Regions from separate parts of the Homo sapiens genome. Here region 1 is linked to region 2. A link is an interaction called in ENCODE POLR2A ChIA-PET data of the cell type or tissue named here. Cell type or tissue: CD4-positive, alpha-beta T cell. All regions are shown on one strand. Each heading gives the region's core, and the rest is flanking DNA. Links, peaks and the distances in the headings are about the cores only.

Region 1 (12,036 bases), core at 5,291-7,790, 460 kb before region 2:
GGCAATGATACAAATTTCATTAGTTCAGGTTCACTAAGAAGCAGATTCCAAATTGAGATTAGATGTGTGAGACATTTATTGACGGAGGGATCAGGAGAAGGTAGGGAGAGCCTTCAGAGGCTAACACCTATGAAAAGTCCTACCTCCCACAGGACTGAGCCTGCCCTAGTACCCAATGCAGTCAGTCATTGGTTGAGAGTAGCAGGAAGAAACACAGTAGGAGGTCCATATGGGGTGGTGAGTAAATTAGGCTCTCCACAGCAGGAAATCTGAACTTCACAACCTCTTTGCCAACCACACAAGCCAAAATCTAGTCAAACAATTTTAAGACACAAATTTACAAATTTGTTAATTGAGTAATGACCCATCGTTTGCCATTATCCAAGCATAATAATTTATTGTTTTAAAGTGAATTTCCCTCTGTTTATTATGATAATTCGTGCTAGGAATGTGCTACACACCACAGATGTGAAGTTGAGTTTTGGAAATATCCTGATTTGGAGATGGAAAATGTGGGCCGTTTGTTCCACATGGTTGTGTAACTTACTTAACCTCTTCTTCTCAGCTTCCCTGTCTGCAAATTGCTGCAGCTATTTTATTAGAGCATTTTTCTAAAGGCTAAAATAGTCTATGTAAAAATTATTGGGAAGTACTATGAAAATTACTGTTAGCAGGGACTGAGACTGAGGCAATGTTTTCATGTAATGTAAGTTCTTAGGAAAGCAGAGACTCTTATTTCATTTAATCCATGGTTATCTTTTAGAACAGAAATAAATTAGAGCCTGGCTAATAAAATTTCTATTAGAAATTTCATTTTCCAAACATTAAATAGCTTTTTAGCCTAAATTTTTTATCATAAACTCAAAAGCTAGTTCATGTCTTTCCTGTGTATTTTTTGTCATGATAGAGCAGCTGCCTATTAAAAGTTATCATTATGCATTTTTCATTCCATATATCTCATTCTTACATTTTTGTATGTATATGCTTGTTATGATTTATTTTACTAAAGACAAATAATAATATTCTATAACATGTATTGATGACTTATTATGTAGCAGAAACTATGTTAACAGGGAATCTAACTACATTTGTTGTCTTCTATATCCTAAGACCATAATGACGATCTCTGAAACAGTACTAATTTTCCAATTACTCTTATCTTTAACTGGAAAAACACAATGAAAATTGCAGAACTCCTTTGGGGAGAGTTATGTTGTGCAATAAATAAAGTTATTGTAGTTTCATAAATCTTGGACACCACTAAGCCAGAGGGAAAAGTGTTGTATTTGGAAGTTCCTTTTATTAGTACTTGATGCTATATACACTGGGTGCCGTACAAGACAAAAATAACCAGTGATGCGATAATGAAACAGACAAAAGGTCAAATAATTGAAAATCCAGTATAAGCTAGACATGATGGCTAATACGTAGAGTTTCCTGCAGAAACACAAGGAATGGACAAATCTTTCCTTTTCTGATTTAATTTTTTCCTACTTTGCCTGATTACTTTAGTACATTAAATACTAGGATCTGACAGGCTTTGCTGGAAGAAAGGTCAATCTCCAGGATGATATTTAAGAGAATTTAAACAGATTTTTGCCTGTTCACTTAATAACTGGGTAACTTTACATAAATTGCTTAAGCTCTCTAAGCCCCGGTTTCCTTATTTAAAAAAATGAGACTAAGAATATGTAATAGGGTAATTATGAGTATTACACAAGGAAATATATTTAAAGTAGTTTCCATTGTGCTTAATCCAAGTAAACATACAATAATTATAGAGTTATTATTTTAAAAGATACTATTTATCGACTTCTCATTATAATGCTAGTTTTGTGAACTTTTCTTCCTTTTATTGAAGTTCCCAATATTCCTCATAAGTTATGCAATCCCTAAGTTGGTAGAGCTTTCCATCAGAACTTTGCTTTTAGAAATATAAATATCTAGTACTTAGTTAGTAAGGCATCTAGGGATAGTCCTGGTTAACTGTTGCCTTTGGCATTCTAATAATACACGTTTTTTACTCCATTTCTCCTAAAACCCAGTTTTACAGCTGGAAATACAGTATCAACGTCTCTGTTAATGCCACTTTGTAGTTGACTCACAAGTCAGAAAAACAAAAGCCAAGTTAACAATGACATTTTGTTTGTGAAAGAAGGTTACATAGATAAGCAAGAGTTACTCATACTGAACAAAAATGAATTGCTCAGTTTATTCCACTGTTCAAAATAATCGAATCACCAAAGTTAAGTGAAGAATGACTTGAGCAGCCGTTGTAAAATACAAACTCTTCTTCAGCTTCTGGGAACTTCAGAACCAGCTCCCATATCTAGTTCTCTATGGAATAGACAGGTGCTTTACCTCTACATGTACTCCCTGACCTCAACCATCTACTAATACCACAGAAAGAAATAGTACACTAATTAAAGAAACACAATTCTTAATAACATAAAGCAAAACAAACGAAAAAAACACAAACAAAATCAACTAATAAACATCAACGCTTTCTCAGCACAACACTGAACATTAGCTAAGAATGATAACACACCAAATTCAGTATAATGAAACTGAACTGGAGTCCATGTAGCTCTTCAACTGCATCTATGATAATATTTAACTTATGTAATATATTGCTACTATTATTAATAATAAAAATAATTCTGAAAGAAATATGGTAAAATGTTGAAATTTAATCAATTATGCTGATTATGTTATTTACTTTTCATTATACTTAAAATATTTCATGACTTTTTTAATGATGAAAAAGGTTAAGGTAAACGATGTGTCATGTGGCACCGTGGAAACTGGAAGACATGCATTAGAATTCTGGTTCTACCACTGAATGGATCATACTCTTGTCAACCCTTAGTTTCTACCTATAAAATCTCTACCTATAAAAAAAGAAAGCCATAAAATTGTTCTACTATTTTTTACCTGCCTCATAAGGTATTTTATAAGTATAAAACAAAGCTGATGTTAGAAAATACTTAGCACAGTGCCTAACACAGAAAATTCTACTAAATATTATTTTTGCCTGAAAAATCATTTTAATAATAGTTTTTATGATGCATAGAATAGATTCTACACAAAGCAAGAAGACTGGTGTTGCCAGTGGGTTTCTAACATGCCTTGTGAGAATGAGCTACTAGAGGAGTGTCCTTACAGCAACATTCGCTGACCAAGAAAAGTGGAGAAATAGACTAGACTGGATTTATGGTCAGAGTGGTGGAGTTAATGAATAATAGTACCTATTTTAGTCATGCTTCAGTAAAGGCTACATTAAATTTCCCAGACACAAAATTGACAGAAGTACTTGGAGGAAGAACAGATTCCTGTTAAAACAAGAACAAGGCCAGGTGCGGTGGCTCATGCCTGTAATCCCAGCATTTTGGGAGGCTGAGGTGGGCAGATCACCTGAGGTCGGGAGTTCGAGACCAGATTGACCAACATGGAGAAACCCCATCTCTACTAAAAATACAAAATTAGCCAGGCATGGTGGCGCATGCCTGTAATCCCAGCTACTTGGGAGGCTGAGGCAGGAGAATCACTTGAACCCGGGAGACGGAGGTTGCAATGAGCTGAGATCGCACCACTGCACACCAGTCTAGGCAACAAGAGCAAAACTGCTTCTAAATAAATAAATAAATAAATAAATAAAAGAACAAATTTAAACTATGCTAAGAAAAATGAAGACTGCCCATTCTCACTTCCAAAAATTTCAGAGAAAAATGAACACTTGAAAGAGAGAGGTGGGGGGCTTTCAAGGGAAAGTATAAAGCCACCATCTTTGGGGAAGTAAATAGATATTTCCAGCTGTGGAATCATTTAATGGAGTTCTTAAATAGGAAAAAAAAAAAAAAGCAGAAATTTGAGCAGAAATAGCAAAATCAAAGACCAAAAAGAAGAAATACGCAAAGGCAGGATCAAAGTGATGAGCAATGAAGAGTTTAAGCAAGAATCAAAGCTCCAATCCCAGCCTTCTGAGTGTGAGCAGGATGGGAAAGGGAAGTAGCCATGGGCTTTCAAGACACGGCAGCCACGGGCAGGTGACACTGAGGAAAATGGCACAGACAGCTTGTGCAGGAATCCTCTAAGAGACGGGGTGGCAGGGATAGAGGTAAGGAACGGCTCAACACAGTGTGACTATTCAAAAATGAAAAACAAAATAAAGGAGCAGCCACCATGACCGTTTACAAAGTAAGCCACAAGGTGGAATTCCTGGAGAAGAGAAACATCCAGGGTGAGCCCCTTTCACTGCAGAGTCCACTCTGTTATAGGGTGACTGGGTTTACCTCTGGCTGCTAATAGCAAATGGGAGAAAGTTGAAAAAGTTAGAAGAAAGGAAGAAAGGAGGCATTAGGAACATTTTTTGAGAGAAACAGAAGGACAAGATTGTAAATTGAAGACTAAGCTTGCCATGAAGTCTGACAAGAAGAACAGGAATGATAAACAATGCAGCCAGGGTATACAAGAGCAAAGAGATGGTGATTGGTTTTCTGTGAACTTCAAGGAAAATGGAAAATAGGCCCAAAGGAAAAAATCAAAGGTTGCTCATCCACAAAGATCTGATTGATCAAACAATTATTTTCTGTCTAAGACAATGCATAACTCTTTTGTGCCATAGAGGCTTCTGAAATACAGGAAGGTGTTGTAAACCAGGAGACCTCCATGAGCGAAGCTTCAGTGAAAAAATACCAGAGGGATTGATGAGTAACACTTCATGTAGAGCCATCTCTATGGGTTTGAAGCTTTCCTATTAGAATTTACCTGTCAGATTCTGAAGAAGAGGGAAGTAAAGAAGCTAAAGAGATAAATGGTGTGCAGGCTGAACACAATCTGGTCTTCCGGAGATGACACCACATTCACAATAATAAAACAAAGGCACTAGGAACACCAATAAGGAAAAATCACCCAGAAGTGAAAGTGTGAATCAGTAACATAAAATGTAAGCCATAAAGATGAAGCTCCAACCGTCCTGAAGACGTGGGCATTGAACATAGGCCAACAAAGATCTTTAGCTCGTGCTTTGGAGAGAAAGAAGTTAAAAATGAAATTATGAAAATAAATAAAATAACAAAAACTAACAACAACAATAAAATAGCAGGTGACTTTATAAAGTACCTACTACTTTTCTAACTACTTTGCATATATCCACTAGTAATGGGATTATAATGACCCTTTAATGTAGGTGCCATTATTATGAGAAAACTGAGGCATAGAGAAGTTAAGTAATGACTTGCGCAAGGTCACACTACTATAACAGCAAAACCTGGATATAAACTCAGACGTTTTGCCTTCAAAGTCTATATATTCCTGACCACTGTGATATACTACCATTGCAAATTAAAACTTGGGGCTTTAAAAATGATCAAGAATCATATTCAGGCATATGTTAAAAGAAAAACTTCAGGCAAATTAAATTTAAAAGAATTTACATGAGCAAAAAATGATTCAGGCGTCAGGCAACTCTAAGAATCAGAAGAGGTTCAGAGAGCTTTTTTTTTTTTTAGGAGAGTGAGCAGCGAGCTTTTATTGGCAGACACAGAAGTAAAGTAGAAGAATCATTTTATTGGCCACAGCTAAGATGTCTGCCTTATTTGAGTACGGTATGATGAGTTGACTGCCTGTGACTGGCTGAAACACTTCTGTTTATTATACTCCTAAGTTAGGTTTAAGTGCTAAGTTAGGTTGTACTTTGCTACGTAGGAACTCAAAGTATGGAGACAGACTCAGGCTAGTGGCCTCCAGCTTATTTAATTTAACCTATAGAACTTCAGAGTTTATGAAGCATTTATATTCACGATCCCATTATTCCTTTTATCACCATGAGAGAGGCAGTGCAGAAAGCAGGGTTTCCCTTCCACAGAAGAGATGACTGGTGCCCAGGGAGGACTCAGTGTCTGATCCATGTCCCAGTGAGTGACAGGTCTTTTTGGCCTAAATCTTTGTCTTTTTTTTCCCCAAATCCTATGACCTTTCAACAACATAGAGTTGACTCAACTAGAAAGCAAGTAAGATTGACCAGCTGGTTTCTGATGTCAGGTTCCTTGATAAATACAAATATTTTCCACCAACAAGTGAGACTAATGCTATGTCTCAGTAAAATAGTAAAAGGAACTCACAAAATAGTTTCTGCAGATTCATGCACACAGGGTGTGTGTGTGTGTGTGTGTGTGTGTGTGTGTGTGTGTGTAGTTTTGGTAGTAACAAGGGCAAAAGAAAATAAAAGTAAAAAACACTACTTGCTTCCCCTCAAACATGTGAGGAATAGCAGGCCTCATATATGTATTCTGAATGTCTGAATGCACTATAATAAAAGACTTTTGATCCAGTGAACAAAGAGATCGGTTTTGTTTTGGCTTTTTTTTTTCTTTTCCTGTGAGGGTGCTGTGGGGCAGGTGATGGTGAACAGGAACATGAATCAGAAAAGAAGCAAGAGTCCAAAAGGCAGTGATGGGGTCTCACAAGTTGAAAGTGGGAAGAAGAAAAAAACAAATTATTGTATTTCTTTATTCATTTCTCAACAGACTTTTTTAGTTGTTTCTTCATCTTAGCTGTTTTGAATGATGCTGCCGTGAGCATGGAGGGCAGCTGTCTCTTCAAAACTCTTCTTTCATTTCCTTGGGGGGAAACATAAAAGAAGAGAATCACGTTCTTGGAAATCAGACGGATGAGTGTGCAAAAGAGAACAGGAAAGAACCAAAATAAGGATGAAATACTTTGGAGAAGAGAAGAATGAAATCCATGAGAAACAAAAGCAAAAGTGACAAACAGGGAAGAGTGCTGAGTTCATAGGAAATTTATGTTTTCTTTCTGGAAATTTTAAGTGGCTTGCATGATTGTGAGGTAAGAGTTCTCAATAAGTTAAATACATTTTAAAATAAAAATTTAAAAGGCTATCAAATGTGATGATTTATGTGAAAATATTCTCCAAAATTATAAAATGCTGTTGAGGAGCTAGATATTATTGTTGCTATTACCATTGATGACATTTTCTGTGGTGTCATTCCTGGCAGGCCACCAAGTGATTTTACTCAGCTCCATCATATTTGGGGGCTATGGTTCCATGTTAGATAAAATCACCTGTCCTTCCACTCCTCTGAATACAGTCGAATGGATATTATCTACTGATGTCAACTACAATCTTATAATAAAAGAAATAGTGAGCTATTTTCCACTTTTATTTAATATGGAATATGAGAAAATGATCATAAATTACAGCAAGAGTGATTTAGGTTCAGAATGGCAAAAAGAATATTTTCTTGCTGTTTATGCATGGAAACCGATTACTCGGGAAATAGAACTATCTCTTTCCCAGCGATAACAAGAAATTGTTTCCTGCTTATTTTCAGTTGTTTAGAAGAGGGCACTTGGAGGTGGACTGGGCTGCTGAAGGGGGTCATTTTGAGAGACCTGTTGAAATCCTCAAGCTGTATTATATAAATACAAGATGTGCTATTGAGATGTGCTATTAAGCTAGACACCTACCAGTGCTTCAATCCTATGCATCCTCAAGTAGCCTTCAACAGTTAATACAAGTTTTAAAATACCTTTAGTTCTGAAAATTGTTGAAAACGTTGAGAGTGAAAACATTGAAAAATCTCAAGTATTTCAGGTAATAAAGAAATCATTACTGGATTTTTCTGTTTTCAATTGCTATTTCATTTATTTTCCTCACTCAAAACATTCTTTGCCCAGGCTGATGCAACTTAGTTTGCTTTATTCACCCAAAATATAGGACTTGATGTTTCCTTCCTTATACAACTTCCTACTCAAATCCCCTATCTTCCTTAAAGGCCGTGAAGGTGTTCTCTGCTTCCTTATCCTTTCAACCAGTCCCAGAAAGTTGTTTCCCTTTTCGTTAAGAGGCATAAAAATGTCAGTGCCACTGAATATACAATATCTTTATTCTCATCATCTAGGAGACAGGATGTGGTTAGGGTGTTAAATGTCAGGCATGTCAGATTTCACTTCCTGCTTCATAATCAATCCAATATGGGTCTACCAGGTCCCTGTTATATCCAAGCTTTTCCAAGATCTTGCTTCTAATCTGACCTGGACTGCTCTTACTTCAATTACCCAGGGACAAAGTTAACAATACCTGGCAATAACCCTCCCCTTCATCTACCTCCTGGCCCTTCTTCCATCTCCAGGGTTATAAAAATGAAGGAAATGTGTTACGACTGATTCACATGGCTTGGGAGTTGCTTGCTGGATGATTTCATAGTCTGGCTATTAGCTGTGAAGAAATATAATACCATCTTTACATATCTGGTTTTAGTTGGGAGGGAAAGGCTCAAATTAAAGCCTCAAGAGAGGCAGAGGGAATGGAGTGAAAGAGCATTAGAATTCTGGGGACTCAGTCTGATGATTTAGTAGGATGATTAGATGGAGTATTTATCCTGCTAATGTTGGTGTTTGATGCTCCAGTTTTTTTACTTGTGGTTTGTGTGCCAGGGTGGGAAGTGACTCTGGGGAATACCATGCTGGCTTAGGTGGAAGGAAATACTGGGGAGAGAATGCACAGCTTTTTGGCTGGTTGATTTCCCCTGGTGGAGGGGTTAATGATGAGGTTGGCAGCCAAAAAGCCAGAGCTCTTGGGTTCAACTTTAGATCCCATTACCGCATTGATGGGTGGTCTTGAGACAAAATCCTGTAATGGTTAAGAGGTTGGGCTCTGGGATCAGGCTGATGAACGCTCAAGCTCTGTGGCCTTGTGAAAATAAGCCCCATGTCTTTGTGTCTCAGTTTTCTTAAGTAAAAAAAGCAGATAATAATTGTGTTTAAATGAGATAAGGTATGAATTGTGCTAAGCGTAGTGCCTGAAACATGAAGACAGCTCAAAATGAGAAGGAGGAGGACAATGGAAATAAAACAGAATATCTGGATTTCTTTTTCTTTTTGATTCAGCAAATTTTTATTGAATGCCTATTATGAATCAATAAGTGCACATGATATTTTGAATGAAAAAAGGGCACCTTGAACACAGCTCTCACCCTGGAGACTTACCATCTCACTGAAAAAAAAAAATTAAATATCAGGCTACTTAAGTAAATGTGATGAGAGTTTAAGAATTCAGGAAAGAGGGTAACTATACATTGGAGTAAAGAATGTCATGAAAATATTTAAAATATTTAGGGTAAATTAGAAAATATTTTGTGGTTTCCATGAAACTATTGGAAACAGCAGTTATAGAGAAGAGAACTAACCTTGAATTAGAGGGTATGGATTTAAATTCAGTGGCTCTGTCACCTTTTTGTGTTGTCCTGGGGACTCTTTCACCTCTCTTTATTTGAGTTTCCACATCTGTAAAATTAATATAAGAGATGATGCATGGATTTCATGAGCATAGAGCAGGATCACATACATGTGCTTTGCACTAGGGAATATTCAAGAAGTAAATATGAAACAAACGCTTACTTCCTCTGTCTCTCTTCCTTTCTCTTTCTTTTTGTCAGAGCGACAGTGGCTCTCATTTGATTCCCTCAGTTCCTATGCTATTTGTGTGGAAATAAGCAGATTCACAGTTAAAAAACCATTCATATGTGTGCCAGGATGATTCACTGGACATGTCCTATTTCTCTTGCATCTTTCCACAGCCTCTTGAGTGCTCCCTGACCAGAGTTGCTGCCACATAAGGTGCAGGTGGATGGAGCCAGGGCTTGCTGCTTGAATGTCTGCCATCTGCTCTTGTCTCTGCAAGAGCTTCACTGGGTGAGGCTAGTTTACTCACCCTACAGTCTAGAAAGAGTTTACAATGCTAATTCCTGCTTCAGGGAAGCTATAGGAAGATGACTTAGCACCAGAAGTTGAAGATTCTTCCAGAGGAAAAGCCCTGTCTCAGTTTTACATAAGACTTTTTACTGTGTTATCCTTCACTCTCCTGGGTGACTTTGTCACCTCTCCAGGATCTAAAAGGCCTTTGAGTAATATCATAAAGAGACCCAATGTTTTCCCTCCAGGCCACTCTAGGGCTGCTTTTCTTGGTCTCAACAATTTCACAAAGCACTTTCTTTTCTTAATATAATAATATGCTAGAAATGAAAATATTTCAGCAAACTGTACGATCACAGCATAGTTGATGAGGAACTGTCCTGCACTTGTCAAAGTGCATAGCAATTCTTAAAAATGTAACTTGGAATTGCAGGTTTTTAAAAAAATTCTAATTTCCCTTTATTTCTTGAAGAAATTGTCCATGTTTGTGTTTGTAACACAGATGTTCCCTTTCTTCCAGGGGCAAAGTTTTATATCTCAAGGTTATTTATAAAAGTTCACTATAGTTAGGGGTGGAATATAGGTGGGGTAGTTATCTACATTGTGTCAGTCTATTTTTTTAAGCTCAGTGTTACTAAAATATAATTCACATACCATACAATTCACCCATTTAAAATGTACAAGTCAATGATTTAAGTATATTCGAAAAGTTACCCACCACCACAGTGAATTTTGGATCATTTCATGACACCAAAAAGAAACCCCACACCCAATGTCAGTCCCTCCCCATTTCCCCCAGTCCCTTCCACTCCAGCCCTGGCAACGACGAATCTACTTTCTGTCCCTGTTGATTTGCCTATTCTGGACATTTTATTTAAATGGAATCATACAGTATGACGTCCTTCTTTCACTGAGCAAAGTGTTTTTCATGTTCATACATGCTGTACATCCACACCATAGCATGCATCAGTGCTCCATTTATTTTTATTGATGAATCAGGTTCTATTATATGAATAACCCACATTTTATTTATCCATTTATCACCTGAAGGAGATTTGAGCTGTTTCCACTTTTTGTGTATAATGAATAATGTTGCTATAATCTTTTGGGTGGAGACATATTTTCATTTCACCTGGGTATAAATCTAGAAATGTGACTTCTGAGTCATGTGGTCACTCTGCATTTAACCTTTTGAAGAACTTTCTGGCTGTCTTTCAAAGGGGCTTCCCCATTCAGCATCCCCAACAGCAGGGTATGAGGGTTCTCCATTCTCCATATCTTCACCAGCACATGTTATTTGCTGTCTTTGTGATTGTAGCCATCCTACAATCTGGGTGTGAAGCCTCTATTTATTTACTGTTCTCTTTTGATTACTTCTTCTTTGACCATCATTTCTTCATGATTGAAATTAATAATTAATTCATGATTACCCCTTCTTTAAAATCAAAATAATGTCCAGTCCTGAATATGTCTCTGGTGGGAATAGCTCAACTGCAGAGAATGTGATAAGAGAGAAAAATGTCCACCACCGCCAAGGGCTGAAAATTTTACTAGGAGAAGACACAAACAAATCCCTCTTTCTAGACTTTTTTTCTCCATCTTTATCAGCCATTTTTTTTTTTTTGCAGTGGAATTTAGGAAAAACATTAATGAGAGAAAATAAAACCATGGGAAGTAAACAGAACAAAGGTATATATTCACTATTTCACTGAACAAAAGATACCAGCAAAAAAGACAAACCACTCTTCACACCCAAAAGCCAAAATGGGGACTGACACTAGGGCAGGAATACTAGAGAGAAAACTCATCTTTCAATGACAACATGACTGTTCCAAAATTATAAGACTTACCTTTCTTACCGGAGCATAAAAAGGACTCCTTGACAATGACCCTGAGACATTTTTTCCTGTTTTCTCACAAGGCCCTGCATGTTCATAATAGATAATAATGTTGCTGTTGGTTATTTAAGCTAACATGAATAAGCACTGACTATATTCAGACATTGAAATAAGTACATTATCTATACTTTTGCAGCAACTCAATAAGGGCATATGTGTATGTGAATGTGTGTGTGTGATTCCCATTTTACTTATGAGAAAACTGAGGCACAGATAGATTAAGAAACTTGACGATAGCCCCCAGTGAGTAATAGCAAGGACAGGGTTCAAGTCCCAACCTGTCTTATCTGGAATCTTATAGCATACCCACTAGATTTCACAGACTCTTGAAAAAAAAAGATATTTAGTGAATAAATGGATGAATATTTACAAATATCAAATTTGAGACATCTAGGAAAGGGAAAATAATGTTTTTGGAAGAAAG
Region 2 (12,036 bases), core at 4,858-7,357:
TACTGATCCCCATAACATAACATCAGAGACCATGCATTACTCTGACACTGACACATTAATCAAGACCCGTTGGGTATAGTTGCTCAACCAGTTACAAATCCTCCTGACTTTACTATCATTAGATCCACATATCTTTGTCTTGACCACAAATATATCATGGAAAGACTCAGACAAAAGCATTACTGGAATCAAAATATGAGGTTACAATATTCAGTTGGTCTCCCACTTGTGGAGCCAGTTCTCCCCTCGAGTTTCTAAGCATCTGGCAAGTGAAAGGTGGCTGATAGTACAAATGGTTGAGCTGGAATTCAGACCCCTGTACAGTGAAATAAAGAAAGACAGAGAAAGGGGGTGGGGTGGAGAGAGAGAGAGAGAGAGAAAGAGAGCTGCAGCCACAGCATTGCTTTGCTTCTAGAAACAATGGGCAGTTAGAGAACAATGGCTACAGACAAAGTCTTGGTCTATTTATATCTGCCACTGTTAGTCCCAGACAGGAGGAACTGGAAGTCTGCCCTGTATGCACAGCTCCAACTGGACCCAAGTTGGGAGGAAGATGAGGTCACCAAGAAGGCTGCCTGCTTAGAAATGGGCTTCTTTTTTCTTCGTATAGTTGCTTCTTAGCCTAGAGGTTCTCTTAAGCTTGCTTGCCTTCTGCTAAAATACAGCCACTGCTGAGAAGGGAGAGATGAGAAAAGTAACTGCTGCTCTGCCCAGCCCAAAGCAATTAAGGCCTCTCTGTACAGAGGTTGCAGGAAGGTGGGAACGCCAAGGAAAAAATAACCAATCGATGGAGGTCAACTCTATGGTTTCTGAAACAACAGTCTTATTAGGTCTGTTAATTATACATGTTTAGGAGCACTATAAAGGAGCTTTTCCCTGGGAAAGTTCCCTCCTCATTTCTTTGGAGACAAATAAAGAGGCCAAGAGCTGAAATTCACAGATATGTATGCATTACATCTCAGGGACAATCTCTTCTTCCCTTTATTTCAGCCCCTTTTTGATGGTATCTCTATTTTCTGGAATTTCATCTTTTGCTCTAACATGGCTTTGGAGAGATACTCAATTTTAATCCTTCCCAAACTGTGTTACTTGTATCCTTAATCCTCCTACAGCCTTACTAAAAAGAGCCACCAGTAGATTAGCCTGTGACAGACACCAAACTGAACATGAGGAGAGCCTGGGCTGGGGAGGAAGGAACAGGGAGGGAGGCACAGGCCGTGAGCCCCTGCAGGCATCTCCTCCTGCATGCCTTCATTGTGAGTTTCCACCGACAGCCCTTAGCATTAATGCGCAACCAACAGTAAGCAACTGCACCCTCTGGATCCAGTCCAACCTTATAGCCTTAAGAATCCCACGTGCAAAGCTGGAATCTCCCAGAGGCAAGAAATTCAGGGCTCAACAAAGAGATCCCCTGAGCAGTAACTTCAGATTTCCACTCATGCCTCAAGTTCCTGTCACTAACTTCCCACCTTGTTCCTGGAAAACCAACATGTAAGGAGATATACAAATCTAAATAAGATTTTTTTTCTCTTTTTCCTTTAAATAGCTTAAAATATTTTACAGACAACATCCCAGATAATGTCAACCCATTGGGAGGGAACTAGTAGCAAACAGTTAAATGTTTTATAACTTAAAATTTTAAGCACAGAGCAGGCACATGCTGGATACTGCTAGGGCCAACGAACCCTAGGAGCCAAGAAATGGTTAAAAGGGATGCATCACGTTCCTTCCCCAGCCCCACATGCTCTTCATCAACTTCATAAGTGTGTCAAGATGCTCAGGGTCCAGACCATCTGGAGGGTGCGCTCATAAACTTGAACTACCAGGACAACAGATAATGTGCACAAGCCCATAACAAGCAAACATACTAGTACATCTTTCATGCTATGCAAATGGTGGAGACTGAAATTCAGATGAAACATTGGACCACCTAAAATAGACCAAACTGTGAAGATCTAAGTGAGTGATCTATAGGTCACCTGACCTGGTACGGTACTTCATTCAAACACTGCTTCCTTGACTCCTCCCCTATCCCCTGCTCCCAACAGACTAATTATTCCCTTCTCTAAGGGCCCTGCTGAATCATCCCAGTGTAATTCACAAGAGCCACATGGGAACCACATGGTAGGAGTCAGGAGAAGGCAGAGAGACACACATTCTTACCCTAAAGCAAGGCTGACATCAGAGAAGATGCAGAAATCCCCACCCTGAGCATGTTGGTAAGCACATGAGATGGCCGTCCCTCTGCCTATCACAGGCTCCAAAAAATACCAGCACGCCAGCTAAACACACCAAAAACCGATGGTGCCGCCCCAACATGGCACATCTAATGGAATTCAGGCCCCACACAGTGCAGTAAATCTAAATATATGTCCCTAATGAGGAGTCAGAAATCCTGAGACTTCGGGGATTTAGGCAATAATTGTGGGGACCCAGCTCAAGTTTCCTGCACTAAAAAGGAGGGGCCTAGAGAGATAAGCTTTGAAGGGAGCATGCTTATGCTCCCTAAACCATTACGCTCACTGCTAAACCTATCATACGAGCCTACTCCAAGGTTTGTGTAGACCTACCTAATCTATAATTTTGGCCTCTATATCTCTTTGGCTTTGGCCTTTTTTATGGCCTGGAGCAATAACTATCAGCCCGAGTCCTCTCCTGGTGTGTTCACACATTTCCCTGCCTCTGTCCCTCTATCCCGCCCTCACTATAGCTATAGGATGCATAAAGCCTTATCCAGGACCAAAAAGCAGAAAAGAGGAATTTACAGAATTTGCTATAAAACTTTAACAACTCCTTGGAGGGATGTTCTCTTTCCTTGCAACCAGACATAGTTATAAAATGGATGAAAAGTGGAGAGAAGGAGGAGCCAAGCTCTGCCACTGGTCAGGGGTCTTACACTATTCCTGGAATACAGAATTAGAAGACGCTTTCGATGTCATCTAGTTCAAACCTTTTCTTTTACTGGTGGGTAAAATGAAGCTCAAGGTGACATCAACTTGCCTTAAGTCACTGGTTACTAATTCTAGAACTCTGGCTCCCTCTCAGGATTTTTTTTTCCTCTACATCATTGCTGTTTACTTACAACAGTGGACTGGGAGGGAGAGGCTTTCTCCTATATCTTCACTACTATCAAGTCCTGGTTCATCATTCTGGATAAACACTACTCCTCCCCAAGTTATTAAGAATCACAGAGGAATGAGCCATCCAAAGATCTAATAAATATGATGGGATTTTACAGATTCATGATGCTATCCACTCCTATTTCAGGTTATAAGTCTGGAATACCAATGGTCAGACTCTAAGGTGGAAAAGCTTCCTCCTAGCAAAGATCCTTGTTGCATACCAGGGATATTAAGCAACTTTCAACAGTCAACTCCGATAGCATGATACCATGGTGTCTGATGGCTCTGAAATTTGAGGGTGCTATTCCTGTCAATCCAGAAAGAGTGAAGACTGCAGTTAACTTCAGTGATCTATGAACCTTTATCTAAAAAGCACTGAAAGGCAGAGTGCCTCATATCATTTAAAGGTTTTACACCACTACCCTTCTAGTCCTGCTGGTATTCCAAATAGGGTCACTGAGCCATGGTGATAGGGTTGAGGGAATACAACAAACCCCACTGACAAAGCCAGAACTTAATATCAGGGGCACTGGCCAGTAAGTTGAATCTGATCTATCTAATTAATGAAGCTATCTGTTGACCCCCAGAAAGGCCATGGCCTGAAGTAACACAAGCAGCTCTAGTTGTGAAGGCAAATGCAGTCGGAATGCAGAGACCTAAGGGTTCCAGGAAAGATCCACCTCATTGTGATCTCTTCTAGACCCCACAGATTTTTTTCTTCTCCTTCCCAATGGGCTTCTCTTTAATGGCCCCAAACACCCAATCTTCAGCATTCTATTGTTCCTGCTGCTGCCCCAGAGTCTCGCCCACACGGACCCAGGGCAGACAGCCTCAGACGCCTCTCCCAGTAGCAAGCCCAAGAGGGTGGTAAGTCGCCAGGCAGACCCAATCTCCAGATCAATGGGCGAGACCAACCAATGGGTGGCGAGCAGACAAAAAGTGATCAATGCAAAAGGCGGAGGGAGCTTAAGCCACTCTCCATCTGCCTGGGTAGGTGAGAAAGGGAGAGACTGGGATGTGCAGCCCTCATCCGCTGCTAATAAATGGCTCTGCCTCATCAGGAAGCCATTAGGAAATTGCAGCCACCACAGCCCCAAGCTCCCCGGACTGAACTGTCTGCATGCAGCTGGTGAAAGCGCTCATTATCTCTGTCCAGACGACACTAGCTCACTACACAGTGGAGCCTAACCAATGAGCCCTCAGAATAAACCCTGGGCTTGAGTGGTGAGGAAGGAGGGACTGAAAAAGTCCCTTGAGATTGGGGAGATGCAGCGCTCCCCCAGGTGTGTGCTCCAAGCTCCAGATCAGGAATACGAGCCCTTCTCCTCACATCCCAGCTGGACAGCATTCTTTTTTTCAGAAAGAGCTACTGACTGCTCATGAGCATGGGGCTTCTTTTGGGAGTGATGAAAACATTCTGGAATTAGACGTTGATGATGATGGCACAACTCTGTGAATGTACTGGAATGCACTGACATGTACACTTTAAGATGGTAAATTTTATGTTATATCAATTATATCTCAATTTAAAAAAAAGTAAATGTTAGAGAGAGAAAGAGCTACTGGCCCACTGCTATGAGCCCAACAATGAATACCTTGGTGATAGATCCCTCAGGCAGAGTTTCCCTCTAGTGGGAGAAGCAAACACCGCCTAAGTACAGAAGCAATAGCTATATGCTCACAACAGACGATGAGTGCTGGGATCACGGCTGAAGCGGAAGGTTTTGCAATGCAGAGTGAGTGAACTAGCGGGGTCCAGAAGCACTAGGGGAGGGGGTAGGAAGGAGTGCACGTAAGATGTCCTGGGTGTAGGGCGTGAGGGACAGAAGGCGGGCAAGGTGTCCAGGATGGCGCCCCTGGCAGTTGGTGGCATTACTGAAAGGGAAGACGAGAGGATGAGATCTCCCACAGCCACCTCCGCCACCTGGAAATCCTTGTGAGATGGAAGCCCCGCGATGCTCACTGGGAGACCGACCGTGGGAGAGGCTGGGCACGGGCCATTTCCAGAGGCAGACACCTGGTAACTGCAATTTCTGGGACCACTTATGTGAGGACTAAAGAGGAAGGGCCACAGGTTCTAGGAGACGAACAAAATCCCTCAAGTTCCCTACCCTAAAGATGCTCCCAGAAAAGGCTGCCGAGTGCTCTTTTAAAGTGATATGTGCATCTTTATACTTACATACAAAAGATTCTCAAGGGGAAGAAGTCTCCATCAGACAGGGCTCTTTCGCCCTCCAGTCCCTGGTGGGGGAGACAGAGGAAAAGCTGATAGGGCGGTGGGGTGTGGGGGCGGTGAAGGCTCACTGCACAGGAACTGAGGAAGGTGCAGTCACAACACTGTGATGCCAGGGATCTTTTTGGGAAATTCTTTTCCAAAAGGGATCATGAATTTTGGCCCCTGGAATGCCCCAGAGCACCTCTGATTGGTTCCCTGGCCCTGACTCAGATCGAGCCGGGCTCCACCCTCCATGAGTAAATAAAGGCAGGGACGGAGGGAGGGAGAGGGAAGGAGAGGGAGCGGAGTGGGCAGACAGGAACCAGAAGGCCAGCGCTGGTTCAGGGAACACACCAGATGAGATTTCAGCGACGGGTGGTGTGGCAGAATTCAAGACATAATTCTCTGAGCCTTACACACCACTCCAGTTGGGATTCAGCCCTGCCTTGGCAGCCGGCTCAGTGCTGCTTTATAATATACTGAATTAGTCACTGGATTAGCAAGCACATTTACACACAGTGGCGCACAGCTGTTTAAAGACGCAGGATCCCCTTTTCTAGGTGCCAGATTCTGGCTATAAATCAACCATTGCAATCAGCAACCAGCAAACCCCAGAGGTGCATGGTTCCTGCAGACATCTTCCTTAGGGGAAGCCTGCTAGAACTGCGATGGCCATTTTCTGGGGACAGGAGGGACATCTGTGGCAAAGAAGGAAAGGTCGGTGGGCTTTTTCTGTCTTGAATCTTATTATCTTCAGGGGGCTGCCAGGTCTTCACTGACCTGGACCTTCCCGGCAGCAGCCTAGCTCAGGAAATGACGCCTGGGAGAACAGGAGTTCTAATCCTGCCTGGCTGTATTATCAAGTACAGAGTTTTTCTCCTAAACCTTGAATGGCTGGGTCACCTCCCAGAAAAGAAAAGACTCCAGGGCAAAGAGGACAGTACTTCAGCAATTAAAATAATTTTAAATCCTGATAACATCAATTCCAAAAAACTGCCTTGTTGAAGTGGCAAGGGCAATGTCTAAAAATAATGCTTTAGAGTTGGAATCATAACTCAAGCCCTAACTCACGTTCGGTAAGAATGCGTGAGAGGCATTTGAAAATAATTGAACTGGCCACAGGGACGGCTCTGGCCCACTTGGTTATGGAGGTGTCAAGTGGAAAATTTTCTGTAACCAGGTTAATAGTAACCACAGTTTTAACAACCGCTGAAGTAATAACAGCGACAGCAGCAATGAACTTTTGTACAGAATTTAGTGACCTACAAGATAATGGTTTATTGAGCTCCTGTGGCAATGAAAAAGTATAAAAGTTTTCACAGGAATTATCTCTAATCCTAACAGCCCTGAAAGCTCTTTATTATTACCTCCTTTGTAAGGATCAGAAAAGAAAGGTTTACAGAAGTTAAATAATTTGTCTAAGGAAAAATTAGTAAAGATCAAGCCTGAATTCAAACCCAGGGCTGTCTTACCTCAAAACTCTGCTCTTTCAAGACATGGTGCTGCCTCCAGTGAGGAATATCATTATAACCAACATAATGAAAGGGACGCTGTGTGATTCAGGGACTCAATTACTTACTATCAAGCACCCTAAATGTAAATCCCTCTCCTTTGTCTTAGAGGGCTTAGGTACCCAAAGAGAAATAGGGTTTATCTAAACTCTGTATCGTAAGATCATGGTAAAAAGCCTGTGGCATAAATAAATCCACCTGACAAATATAAGAACCAAGAACCAATTACTAAATAAGGCGAATTTCATTTAGGCTCCTCTAGAACAGGAATTTAGAGAAGATTCGTAAAGAGATTTGTGACTAGCTCGTGTAGGCAGAGCCTAGTGTGTATTCTGCACCAGCTTTTGGAAATTCAAGTATTACTTCCTTAGAACTTGTTTGCCCATAAAAACACTGAAAATATTTTCTTACGAACCAAGGCAGTCGGGGGCAACTGAAGACTTGCATCATCTTTGCTCATCACTCTCTGCCTGCACCATGCCACTAGGCAGATATTTTGATCAAAGCCAGGAGAAACCAGCGGCAAGTCACCCAGGGCCCAATCTCATTAAAAAAACTAAATCGCTGTTCGGTTCACCCAGCACCCCAGATCCTTTGGAGACTTTGCAGTCAGCCTGAAATTTCAAAGTTCTTTCATCAGATCATCCATTACAGAAGAGGATGGGTGGAAGGCATGGAAAAGCCACAAAGCTCCCTGCAAGAGAGACCTTCAGAAATCCAGAAATAGATTCTTTATTTTTAAAAATCTCCAATTGAATCAGAGGTTAACATTATGTCCACCGTGGAGATGCTGATTCATTCTGTGTGTGTGTTTACTTTTCTACAAATGTCCCTCTTGCATCAAGTAGCTTCAAGCCCTAGGCTTGTGCCTCTGAACATCCCCTCCCTGGAGAACTCTCAAGCTGGGGTGGAGCTCTCACTTCATTCCTCAATTGTCTAATCTGGAGAGTGGGGGCCAAAGCACCAATTCTGTACACAAGTTTAGTAAATTTGGCTAGCCACCTTTCATGTGTCTACTTTGGATTTGAAAATGCACCATGGAAATCAGGTGAAAATTTTTTTTTTTTTTTTTTTTTTTTTTACTTTCCCACTACTAACACATCCCAATGGTAGATATGTATAAGTGAAATGAGTGCGTTCTTCCTGCCCCTATAATGACAAGCCTGACAGAGAACACATCACACAGAAGAATGTGCCAAGAATCAAGACCTCTTAGAAGAATGTTAGAAAGTTTTCTCTCCAAATGGATTCTGTCTAAGTAGGAAGGCCTTGGCAACTAGAAAGGTCTAAGATCAAATTTATGACTTGAAAACTCTATGGCTTTGGGCAAATTATCTGAACTTAATTCTGGACTCAATTTCTTATCTACAAAATGGGAATTAAGGCATCAACCTCAAAGGGTTGTTTAAAGAATGTGATTATGTATTTCTGTAAAGCACATTGCAAAGTATCTGACACATAGTAGGTACTCTCTGTAAATATTAGCTTCACTTCTCTCACTCCTCCAACTGAACTGCAGTTATGTAAAGAAAAGCAAGCATCCAGCAGTTTTGAAGAATGTTTGGTTTCCATTAGGAGGCAAGGGAGGTGTAAGATTGAACTCTTGATCTTATATGAAATAAGGATGCATTTCCTGTACACATACACATGACTCACCCTTGGGGAGCTCATATGTATTTAGCATCCCCACTCCGTATCATATCTCCCACTAATTTAATAACACTCCTTGAATCACCAAAGACTCCAGAGTACTTTCTAAATGTGAACTCATTAACTTTCCCACTCTCTCTCAAAGAAAGGCAGCTCACTCACTAGGAGCATCCTTCTTGGAGAAGAATACAAAGATAATGCAGACATGTGTCCATATCTGGTGGCTTAAGGTAAAGCCAGACTTGGGTATCCTGATTCTCACATCAGGCAACAGAAGGTAATAAGATGACCACCTATGCCACCCTGCCCAGTTAACAGCAGAGAAAATATTCAAACCGGGCAAAGCTAAGACCAAGGACCCCTTAGGCCTGACCCAAAACTATTGGTACATGGAGGGCACCAAGCCATAGTGCTGAACCCCAATTGGAGGAGGAGACACACTTCGTGACCTCACTAGGATTTGCTTTACAAGATAAGATTTTCCTGGCAAGCATTGAAGTTAGTGCCCAGATTCAAAACAGCAAACTTAAAACTATTATCTTCATGCTTGCTATAATCAGGTGTACCGCCCAACTTCCCATCCCTACCTCCCCTTCCCTAGTAATCCAGAGGTACTCAAGGTCACTACTGGCTACTTAAGGTTTACATCCACTCCCAAGGAAACACCAGCAACCAAAAGAATACTTCCCAGATGGAAAACCCGTCATTTGACCTTGGAATGCTCTGCCTCCCATAATGACCAAAATAAGGTCCGGCCAGAGGGGCTTACGTTTTTTGGTAAGGAACAACACATTGTTTTAGAGAGATAATCTGACATAACTCTGCTAAGCTCTGAGTGTCTATGCATGGTACCACAGCAAACACCCTATGTCCCAAATGGAAACTAGCAGGGTGAAAAAATTGTTCATCTAAGATGACATTAATCTCTGTATGCCTCCTTGGTACAGTTCTTTTCCACAACATGCAGCTTAAGATTCAACAATTTTTTCATTGTGTTTTGTGTTTCCTGAAGCATTCCTCCAGCTACCTGAAGCTCTCACTGATTAAAATAGACCTCCTTTACTAAAAGGGGTAAACTGAGGCACAGAAGAACAAAGCAATGTGCCTTATAGTTCAGAATAGGTAAACAAAAATTGGACATCTATTATTTTCAAATCTCTTTAGATTAAAAGAAAAAAAAATGTATTTCTCAAAGTCCAAAGTCAACCTTCTCCAAAGGGAAACTGCATGTCTGTCTAGTAACCTATAGGATCATTCACACTTTTTTTTCCTTGAGAAGGAACTAACTTGCCAGCCTACCAACAATTTTGCCAGTGCCTTGGCATCAGGCATATCTGCACAACCTTTCCAGAGCCTATATCATAGTGATCTGTTCAAGCTGCTCAAAGCTCAGTAATCATACTAATCTGTGCATAGTGACCAGTGCTACCTGCTCAAAGCTCAGTAATCAGCCAGCTATGTGGGACTTGTTATAGATGCATAAAATATGTGGGTGAAATCTACCTCCACCAAAAGAGAAAAGAATGCCTTGTTGACACTTTGATCTCAAGCTAACGTTTATTAATAACATCATTATTATATTTAAGTGAATGTACTAGATACTCATCGAATCAAAGAAATGTTTAAAATCCATGTGGCTGAACTCAAATGTCAGGGGATTTGGAGAAACTGACTGGAGCTTCATGTTCTAACTCTCCGCTTATTTGCCCTGGAACCTTGGGAGGGTAACTTGGCATCGGTGCACTGCACTTTCCTTATTTGTAAAATATTGGTAACTCTAAGGATTACCATGAGCTCAAATGTGGTGAAGTCACATGGCAAACTGTAAAATGCTACCAGATATAGCCAAGTATTAAGATGAACTAGCAAACAATATGCACAAACGGACCTTAGTATTTCCCCCAAATTCCACAAACACCCAAATATTTCTGAGAATTCTGAAAACAACAGACATGGAATTTTCAAGTTAGCTACAGCTGGGTTTGAATCTGAACTCCTCCACTCAGCAGCTTTGCAACCTTGGGCAAGTCGTTTAATCTCAGTTTCTTCATCTATGAAATGGCAATAATAATGCTTCACTATTGGGGCGAAATAATGAGGATACTGGCACAAAGTTTGCGCCCAATAACTATCAGAAAATAAACAGAACATGAGGAAAAAAGAAAAGATGGATGGAGATGAGAAGTGCTTACACAAGCACCAGTAGATAAACTCTACACTGTCATCAATGATCGTTTTCCTTGTTTTTCCCCCAAAAACTGGCATGCTGAACTTAGGTCCCTGCTTTGGAAAGAGAAGGGTAACTGCGACAGACCTTTCTCAAAATGCAGAAATAACATCAATCAGATGAGACTTCAGATAACCCCCATGTGCGGGCACCGCTCTTCCACCGCCGCCACAGCCCAGTACATTTGTAGCTTCCGGGGTGGCTGGGGAAGCCAAGGCAGGTGGTTTCTTGTCCGGCTCCAACTCTGCTAAGCAGCGTGTGTCCAGTGAAGGATCAGCCGGTGGCCACCTAGACACCATTCTGTGGGCACCCAAAGCACGCAGGCCTGGCCTTTCCCTCTGTGCAAACAGCAGGCCAGGGCCCTGACTTACTGGGCCTGTCAGGAAGAGGCACTGCCGTGGCTAACAGCAGATTGCATTCTCAAGGCAGGAGGGACTGTTTCTGACCAGAGCAGCCTATCAAGAAGAGGCAGATTGGATGAAATAAGCTCATCACTCAGCCCACAGACTCGGCCTGCGGAAGCAGCTGGACTAGCTGCTTCACCTACTGAATGCTTGACTTACATCTCCCTCCTCCAGGTGAGAACCTGCACTGGAGCTGCCTTCCGCTGCAACTGCAGCAACGGCTCATGGAAAAGGGAAGCTGAAAGGAAGACCATGAGGAAGGTATGACTCTTGGTTCAGTGCTACCCAAGACAACATGCCTCCATTTCCCCAATGGTGAGCTAGGCTGGCAACAATTTCTAACATCTCTGTTTCTCTGTGGAAGTAGCCCTTTACCAAAGCACCCAAAATTCCTCAATGATTAAGTTGTTATTAACAGAATTTGGGGATTAGGATGCAAATCCCCATGTTGCCTACCTCTTGAATGGCAGTCTACACTCTCTCCAAGCCTTGGCTGTTTTAAATGTTACCTAAAGTCATAAGATGTCACTGTTAGGAGAAATCTGACAGGTCGTCATTCCAATGAATTTATTTGACTGATGAAGAAAATGAGGTGCATAAAAATGCAATGACTTGCCTAAGGTCACACAGACAGATACTGATGCAGAGCTGTGGCTGGAGACCAACACTCCCGACTCTCCAGCCCACATTCTCCTCACAGAGTGGATGCTGTTTATTTCATACACAATATTTATTCCTACTGGTAAGGAACAAATACGGTAAGGTCTTCCTTATCATCTGTGATTCTTCATTGCATTCTGTGCATTTATTTCGTGTCTTAATGATGTGAGACAACTGATGCATAAGGTATGGAATTAACTTAAATTTTTGGCAAAAGATATCAAATAGGAGAAATGTGTAGGTACTA

What was found. ChIA-PET counts read pairs that join two places held together with the same protein. Peaks named below come from ENCODE experiments on the same cell type or tissue, not always from the same donor. Only the 100,000 strongest peaks of a DNase experiment are listed, where the experiment ranks them.
Region 1: POLR2A ChIA-PET joins it to region 2 with 6 read pairs; 1 of 35 experiments calls an interaction of 5 or more read pairs at or near these places.

The regions. Positions count from the first base shown.
Region 1 is chr11:128,045,087-128,057,122 of GRCh38, forward strand. LOC107984374 (a long non-coding RNA gene) reads right to left here and starts at 9,649. Exons shown (of 2, transcript XR_001748082.2): 1 at 9,210-9,649; 2 at 6,497-6,620. In CD4-positive, alpha-beta T cell, for the core only: no CTCF peak of the experiment used is centred there; a DNase peak (open chromatin) is centred at 6,365; H3K4me3 peaks cover 794 bases; H3K27ac peaks cover 2,459 bases.
Region 2 is chr11:128,501,648-128,513,683 of GRCh38, forward strand. The region is part of intron 3 of ETS1 (ETS proto-oncogene 1, transcription factor); the gene reads right to left. Among named protein-coding and RNA genes, the nearest start is that of MIR6090, 15 kb to the right of the region's middle. RefSeq lists an enhancer at 1,907-2,201 and a silencer at 1,907-2,201. In CD4-positive, alpha-beta T cell, for the core only: no CTCF peak of the experiment used is centred there; DNase peaks (open chromatin) are centred at 5,370, 5,874, 6,496 and 7,334; H3K4me3 peaks cover 2,500 bases; H3K27ac peaks cover 2,500 bases.